2 separate regions of the Mus musculus genome follow, and region 1 is linked to region 2. A link is a loop called in an ENCODE intact Hi-C map of the cell type or tissue named here. Cell type or tissue: left cerebral cortex. All regions are shown on one strand.

Evidence for each region. Hi-C counts contacts between places; a loop is a spot of excess contacts. Peaks named below come from ENCODE experiments on the same cell type or tissue, not always from the same donor. Only the 100,000 strongest peaks of a DNase experiment are listed, where the experiment ranks them.
Region 1: a loop joins it to region 2, with 3 times the contacts of the local background. A loop is called at or near these places in 9 of 42 quality-filtered maps.

The regions. Positions count from the first base shown.
Region 1 is chr11:98,605,037-98,609,036 of GRCm38, forward strand. No RefSeq gene overlaps it. Among named protein-coding and RNA genes, the nearest start is that of Lrrc3c, 8.7 kb to the left of the region's middle. In left cerebral cortex, a CTCF peak has its summit at 1,881 (motif pointing right); a DNase peak (open chromatin) is centred at 1,902.
Region 2 is chr11:98,678,336-98,682,335 of GRCm38, forward strand. No RefSeq gene overlaps it. Among named protein-coding and RNA genes, the nearest start is that of Psmd3, 2.2 kb to the right of the region's middle. In left cerebral cortex, a CTCF peak has its summit at 1,896 (motif pointing left); no DNase peak of the experiment used is centred here; H3K4me3 peaks cover 561 bases; H3K27ac peaks cover 381 bases.

The DNA.
Region 1 (4,000 bases), 73 kb before region 2:
ACCTCTGTAGGACTGAGAGGAGGAGCAGCTGTTGGCCACACCCCTGGAGTGAGAGACCTGACAGACCAGTGTGGGCCCTGGTGTTGCAGAGTAAGCCTGAGATTACACGAGGACAAATTGAGCTTGAGGTCATCTAGCTGTCTCAGATGAGTCCTCCAGCACACACAAAGCATGGGGACTTCAGGGCCACCCCGCAGGCTCCTAACAGGCTTCCGTACTGAACTTAGGGCTTTGGGATCTAATCCTTGCCCAGTTCTGCTCACTCGCAGCGCTCACAGCCTGGAGAGGGGCATCAAGGATGAGGGTGGAGCTGAACTTTAAGATTTTTGCTACCGGTCACCTCTGAAATCGATGACTCTCTAAGTGCAAAGCGTTAGTACAAAGAGATGTTATCTTTATATTAGTTTGCTTTCTCTCCTGTGCAGATGGAGGCCATGCTAGGCCAAAATTTCTTCCAAGTAGTATCAAGGACCATCCATCTGCATTCTGCATGCTCATGGACCTCTGGATGAGGAGTTGGTAACTAAGCCCTGACGGGATTTTTTCTTGGCCTTTACATGTATGCGAACGGCTAGTTGTGAAGGCAGATCCCTGTGATCCCAGAACTCATGAGGCTGAGGAAGGAGGATCAGTAGTTCAAGGCTAGCCTCAGCTACATGGACAGTTAGAGGCCAGACTAAGCTACATGAGACCCTGTGTAAAAACAGTTAAAAGAACCAACCAAACAAACCCAAACAACACAAACACGCACACCAGACAAGCTTCTCTATACCCAAAGCCAAGAGCCTTGTCATAGCTCTGTGGTCCATAGAATTTCCCCATGTTCTGTGCACGGGCCAACCATAGCCACTCTCCAGATATTTTTTCTTGTTGTAACTGTGGTTAGGGAAAGTGCAGCATGGTGCTAGGCCTGGGGGAGTTTGGGTTCCAAGCTTTCCTTACCTGGGACCCAGTCTCTTCAGCAAGGATCTGGAAGCTATGTCCTAACAGGCAGGTCTAGACATCCCAGCTGAGGAGGTTGTGCCTCTAACACCAGCCACATGGTGGACAAGGAGCTCTGACACCTGTCACCTCCATGCTCAGGTACTCAAGAAGGTCCTGGGGCCAGCTGACAGAAGAGGCTTCTAGGAGTTGGTACTGATGCTAACAGTTTTCTCTGTGTTTCTATCCGCATGTCAGATGGGGAAGGGTGGGGAAGGGGAGAGAATAAGGGAGAGGAAAGAAAAGAGGGAAAACAGCAAACAGGTATGGTGGGGTACTATAATCCCAGCACCCAAGAAGCTGAGGCAGGGGAGTCAGGAGTTTAAGGTCAGCCAGCACTATATATTAGGGGAGAGAGGAGGTGAGGAGAGGAGGGGAGAGACACGGGGAGAGGAGAGAAAAGGAAGAGGGAAGGAGAGGAGAGGTGCAGAAGCAAGCTGGGAACCTGAGGCTCCAATGTGAGCTACAAAGCAGCTTCCTCTTGCCCTAGCCTCTCCCTCCAACCTCTTTTTCTTCTCTTGCTCAAGAGAGTCTGGGAATGTGTCTGAGTGAGTAGTCGCTGCCCTCAGCTGCCCAGCAACCTCGCAGCACACTCTGCTCTGTCTCCTGCATTTCAGAACCTCCTTGGACCCCTGGCTTCCAGACACCAGAGTTCCCATTCTTGCCAGGACCAGCGAGTCCCATGCAGACTCTCTCTGTCTGCTTTCCTTTCCTTCTACTGACCCCTTCCAAAGGGAAAAGTCAGCAGCAATAAAAGGAAAAGCAAGTTAAGGAAAGAAAGCTTTGTCCTGGAGCCTGTGTCAGTCCTCAGAGAGTTCACACATGCATACATAAATACACACACACACTTTTTGCATACAGTCAGAGAATCAGGGATGAGCATCTGCTAGCACTTACATAGACTGACCACCAGGGGGAGATAAAGATTAACACCTACAACCAACTGCAGCACCACGCCCACAACAGTTTTCAGTGTGGAGTTAAATCACTTAAATTGGCTTCAAACGTTTTCTGAGTTGTTTCTTTTTTATTTTATCTTCCTCTCCCTCCCTCAGGTCTCTAGCCTGACATCAGGAATTCTTACAGGAGCTGGACGATGGCTCAGTTCATGTTAGGGAGCCTACTGTCTATGGTAACTCCAGCTCCAGGGGACTCCACACTCCTGTCCTACATAAGCACCTACACACACCTGCAGACATATATATAGTTAAAGCCAAGGGCCAGCCTTCTCTACAAAGCGAGTTTCAGGACAGCCAGGGCTACACAGAGAAACCCTGCCTTGGAAAGCTAACAAACAAAATAAATAACGGCCAGCGAGATAGCTCAGAGGTTAAGAGCACTGACTGCTGCTCTTCCAGAGGTCCTGAGTTCAAGTCCCAGCAACCACATGGCGGCTCGAAATCATCTGTAATGGGATCTCACGCCCTCTTCTGGTGTGTCTGAAGACAGGGGCAGTATACTTATATACATAAAATAGAAAGAGAGAAAGAAAGAAAGAAAGAAAGAAAGAAAGAAAGAAAGAAAGAAAGAAAGAAAGAAAGAAAGAAAGAAAGAAAGAAAGAAAGAAAGAAAGAAAGGAAGGAAGAAAGAAAGGAAGGAAGGAAGGAAGGAAGAAAGAAAGAAAGAAAGAAAGAAAGAAAGAAAGAAAGAAAGAAAGAAAGAGATCTGCAGAAGACCTAGGTTTAGTTTCCAGCATCCACATGGTGGCTACTAATTACCTATATCTAGTGATCCAGGGGCTCTGATACTGTCTTCTTGTCACACTTACATACATACATGCAAGTGAACACTCAAACAGGTAAAATGAAAATAAATGAAAAAATAGAATTTAAAAGTTCTTACAGAGGCAAGTCTAGCTAACTCAAATGCAACCCCAAAACTCTAGAGGCTAAGGCAAAGGAATTGTATGTTCAAGGTCACCCTTAGCTACACAGACAGATTCAAAACACACACAAAGAATTTTCACAGACTAGTCAAATTCATATAAATATTTTTCTTACAATTTAAGTTCTTACCTATATTGCCCTGAACATAAGAGTGACTCAGATGACCTGAGTTCACTTTCTGGATCCTACATAAAGGTGGAAGGAGATTCTTGACTCCAAAGTTGTCCTCTGACTTTCTCCAGTGCATCATGACTTGTGTAACTATCCACAACGTTCACACACTCACATTCTCATAAACACACTCACATACAAACTCACACTTGTGCACATGCACACACATACTCTTTCTCTTACTCTCACACACACTTGCCTACTCTCTCTGTCTATCTGTCTGTCTCTCTTACACACACACACACACACACACACACACACACACAAACACACACACACACACACACACACACACACACACACTAGTTCTGACAATAAATAAACTCTGCCGAGGAGTTCTGGGATGTATAAAGGCCAGGGCATCTGCATGTGAAGTCCAACAGCCCAGGGACACACGTAAACATAGTCTCATTTTCTCCTCCTTTCTTCTTTGAGCCCTCTAAGCCCGGTGCTTGGAATCCCATTAGTCAGGTTGGGGAAATGGGGCAATAAGACAGAAATGAGGTGGAGGCAGGACAAGCAGAATGACATCAGGCTGGAGAGAGATCTACATGGAGGAAGGACGCCAAGAGAAAGAAAAGAAGCTGATGCTAGGTCAGAGGAAAGAACCAATCGGGAGACTTGGGGCTTTCAGGAAAAACAGACTCCCGTGTGACTGTGCTCAGCTGCTGCTCCGTAGATCTTTCAAAGACGAATGAGACAAGAAACCTTGGTCATCACACGCCAGAGGAAGGCACACTCTAGGAAGAGACTTCCAAATATCTGACCAAGGGAATAGTTGGTTGGGCCACCTTCCCAGAGCTAATTAAGAGATAGGTGTTTGTATATAGTCCCCAGACTATATACACGATTTTAAATGCCCTATAGTGTAGTGGTTTTAAGAAACAGAGACAGAGGCAGAAATCTAGGGGGAATCAGAAAACAGAATTGTATAACACATATATCACACTTCTGCACATGTA
Region 2 (4,000 bases):
CCCATCAACATTCTCAGCATCTTCTGAAACCTTCCGGGCTATTGGGCTGCTTGCTCTCTGCTGACTTGTCTCCTTGTGATGTAAACTTAATGAGAGATGAGCTAACACCTCAACCATCCAGAAGGGTAACTTCTTTGATTGGAAGGATGAAAAGCAAAGCTGGTCTGTTTTCTCCCTTGGCCGTTCCCACACAACCACAGTCCCCCATGTCCCATGTGGGTGCTTTACTAAGTTCATCCCTGTGCTCTGTTTTGTGTCCCCCCAGCTCTGAGGGGTGGGGTGAGAGGACCACTTAGATGAACAGGTCCAGGTGTGTGCCCCAAAACTAGAGCACACCTTTCTGTTTGGCAAGTGGCTATTTAACACAGAGAGTTATTTGTCACAATAGAATAAAAATAATTGAAAAGGCAAGTAGGGACAGCAACAAGGTGGCTCAGCAGGTAAAGGCCCTTGCTGCCGCCAAGCCTCGTGACCTGACTTCAACTGCCAGACGCCACATGGTGGAAAGAGAGAATTCCTGCCTTCCACACGTACATCGTGGTAAAAGTGCCCCCCACCTCAACTAAATAAGTAAATAAACGTAATTTTTAAAAGATATGCAGGACTGGAGAGATGGCTCAGTGGTTAAGAGGAGAGTGGTTCTTCCAGAGGACCCAAGTTCAACTCCCAACACTCACATGGCAGCTGACGACTGCCTGTAACTCCAGTTCCAAAGGATCCAACACTCTCACACAGACATACATGGAATCAAAACACCCACGCACATAACATAAAATAATGATAATTTTAAAAAGAGCCAGGCAGTGGTGGCACAGGAAGGCCACTTTTTAAATCCCCGCGCTGGGAAGGCAGAGGCAGGTGGTTCTGTGTTCGAGGCCAGACTTATCTACTGAGCAAGTTCCAGAACAACCAAGGCTACATAGAAAAACCTCATTTCTAAACAAACAAACAAACAAACAAACAAAAAACCAAATGTGTGTGTGTGTATGTGAGAGAGAGAGAGACAGAGACAGAGACAGAGACAGAGACAGACAGAGAGAGACAGAGAGAGAGAGAGAGAGAGAGAGAGAGAGAGAGAGAGAGAGAGAGAGAGAGAGAAGCTATAGCCAGGTGTAGTGAGGCAGATAAAGATCTAACTCCCTTTCGCCCCAGAACTCTGAGGCAAAGGGCAAGTTTCATTGAGTTACAGGACAGCCTGGGCCACCTAGTGAGACCCTGTCTTAAAGCAAACACACAAAGGAAGCAAGATGTCCTGAGTATTTATAAATACAGAAGAGAGTATAGGCAAGACGCATCCTCTGTCTTCTGAGTCCTTATTAGAGTGGGAGCTGAGCCAGTCCCAGCTCTGAGACTCACTTGGGATCTTGTTTATATAAGTTTCCGTGCTGGAAATTTGTTTTGTGCTTTGAGAAACTGACCGCTGTATCTTCAAAACTGATGCTTGTGGGAAAGACAGGAAGGCTTCCCAGTCTAGTTTTCTTCTATTCATGTCTCCACCACAAAGGGCATCCTCCTGCTCCCACTCACAGGTGTTTGGATATATAAAGGTCTCCTCAGGTCGCTGCCCTGCTCTGCAGCAGAGGCTCCACCACTCTCACCCTTCATCCCCTCAGTGCACTGGAGAACAGAGTGCAGACTGTCAACTTTCTCTAAAGGGCTCTGTGACACATCCCTTGCTGTTTCCACTTAGAAAAGATGATGGTGGTGATGATGGTAGTGGTGGTGATGGTGGTGATGATGATGGTGGTGGTGGTGATGATGATGGTGGTGGTGGTGATGATGATGGTGGTGGTTGAGATGGTAGTAGTGGTGATGAGGATAATGACAGTGATGGTGATGATGGTGATGGTGATGATGACAATGAGTGGTTGTCACATGCCACTGCCCCCTTGTGGAGGTCAGTAGGCAACTTTTATGGATTCAGTTCTCTCCTTCCACCTTTACCAGGTTTCCAGGAATGGAACTCAGGTGTCCACAGGCTTGTGGCAACACCTTTACCTACTGACTCATCTTGCCAGCCCAGTTGTTTTGAGCTTTGGAGAGGGCAGCAAGTTCTCACACAGTAGCCTAGGCTGACCTCGGCCTAAGTGCTGGGATTACTGGAGTGCAGCATGGTGCCTGATGGGGTATATTACTGTCTTAGTTGGGGTTTTATTTTTCTGTGAAGAGACACCATGACCAAGGCAACTCTTATAAAGGCAAACATTTATTGGGGCTGGCTTTCCATTTCAGAGGTTCAGTCCATTATCATCATGGTGGGAAGCATGGCATCTTACAGGCAGATGAAGGGCCGAAGACACCAAGACATCTTGATCAGAAGGCAGCCAAGCCAGGAGGAGACTCTCTTCCACTCTGAGCAGAGCTTGAGCACTAGGAGACTTCAAACCCTGCCCCCGCCCCCCCCCCCCCCACTGTGAAGCTCTTTCTCCAACAAGGCCACACCTAATAGTGCCACTCCTTATGGGTCAAGCAAGGTCAAACCACCAAATTTACATTCTTTAAAAAAAAAAAAAAGCCCAATGCCTGGCAAAAACAGAAGTGGATGCTCACAGTCAGCTATTGGATGGAACACAGGGCCCCTAATGAAGGAGCTAGAGAAAGTACCCAAGGAGCGAAAGGGGTCTGCAACCCTATAGGTGGAACAACGATATGAACTAACCAGTACCCCCACCCCCCAGCTTGTGTCTCTAGTTGAATATGTAGCAGAGGATGGCCTACTTGGCCATCAATAGGAGGAGAGGCCCCTTGATATTGCAAAGATCATATGCCCCAGTACAGAGGAATGCCAGGGCCAGGAAGCTGTGGTGGGTGGGTTGGGGAGCAGGAAGGGGGAAGGATATAGGGGGCTTTGGAGATAGCATTTGAAATGTAAGTGAAGAAAATATCTAATTAAAAAAAAAAGCATTTATGCTTAGTAGTGGTGGCAAATGCTTGTAATTCCAGCATTTGGGAAGCAGAGTGAGTTCCCAGACATCCAGGGCAATACAGAAAAACCTTTAAAAAAAAAAAAAAAGCATTTATTTATGGGGGAGGGGAACTCGAGCCTCAGCATGCTTATGGAGGTCAGAGAAAAGCGTGAGACTCAGTTCTCTCCTTCTACCATGGGACCCAGGGATCAAACTCGTGTCTTCATACTTGGCAAGCACCTTTACTCACTTGAGCCATCTCACCACCCCCTCAACATTACTTTCTTTTTTTTTTCTTTTTTTGGAGACAGGGTCTTTTTGTGTAGTTCCCGCTGTCCTGGAGCTTGCTATGTAGACCAGGCTGGCCTTGAACTCAAAGATCTCCCTAGTGCTGAGATTAAAGTTGTGTACCACTGAGATTAAAATTATGTACCACACCTAGCCCTACATTACATTCTTGAGCTGGTGTTTGTTTGTTTGTTTACTTTTTCGGGAAAGGGTTTCTCCGTGTAGCCCTGGTGGTCCCGGAACTCACTCTGTAAACCATGCTGAGCCTCGAACTCACAGAAACCCACCCGTCTCTGCTTCCTGAGTGCTGGGATAAAAGGCATGCACCACCACGCTGGGCATGTTGGGTTTTTCAACAATCTTATATATACTGGCCCTGAGCAGTATACAACGTGGACTCCTATTATTAAATTTGACTAATTCTACACAAATACACACGACCCCCACATTCCCAGGCTGCAGAGAAGGTATGCCTTATACTCAGCATTATACAAAAATTTGACAAGGAAGTTCGGATGCCCTGGGGGTTGAGCTCAGTTTATCGAAAGCCAAACAGCCTAGCTACACGTCCACAAGCTCCTTTTCTTTCTGGTGCTGGAAGCATCTGGCGGGCGTTGAGAGCACGAGCCTGGCGGATTTCATTGGGGACCTGACCCGCGCAAACTGGGAGAGCTTGACCGGGGCGGGGGTTAGGGGGGTGGAGAGGAATCTGCCCGGCAACTCATGATGTCATCCCCATCTGAGCTCCGATAGGTCCTACCCACTTACATGTTAGAGTCTGTTGTAGCCCAGCTTGGAGTCTAAAG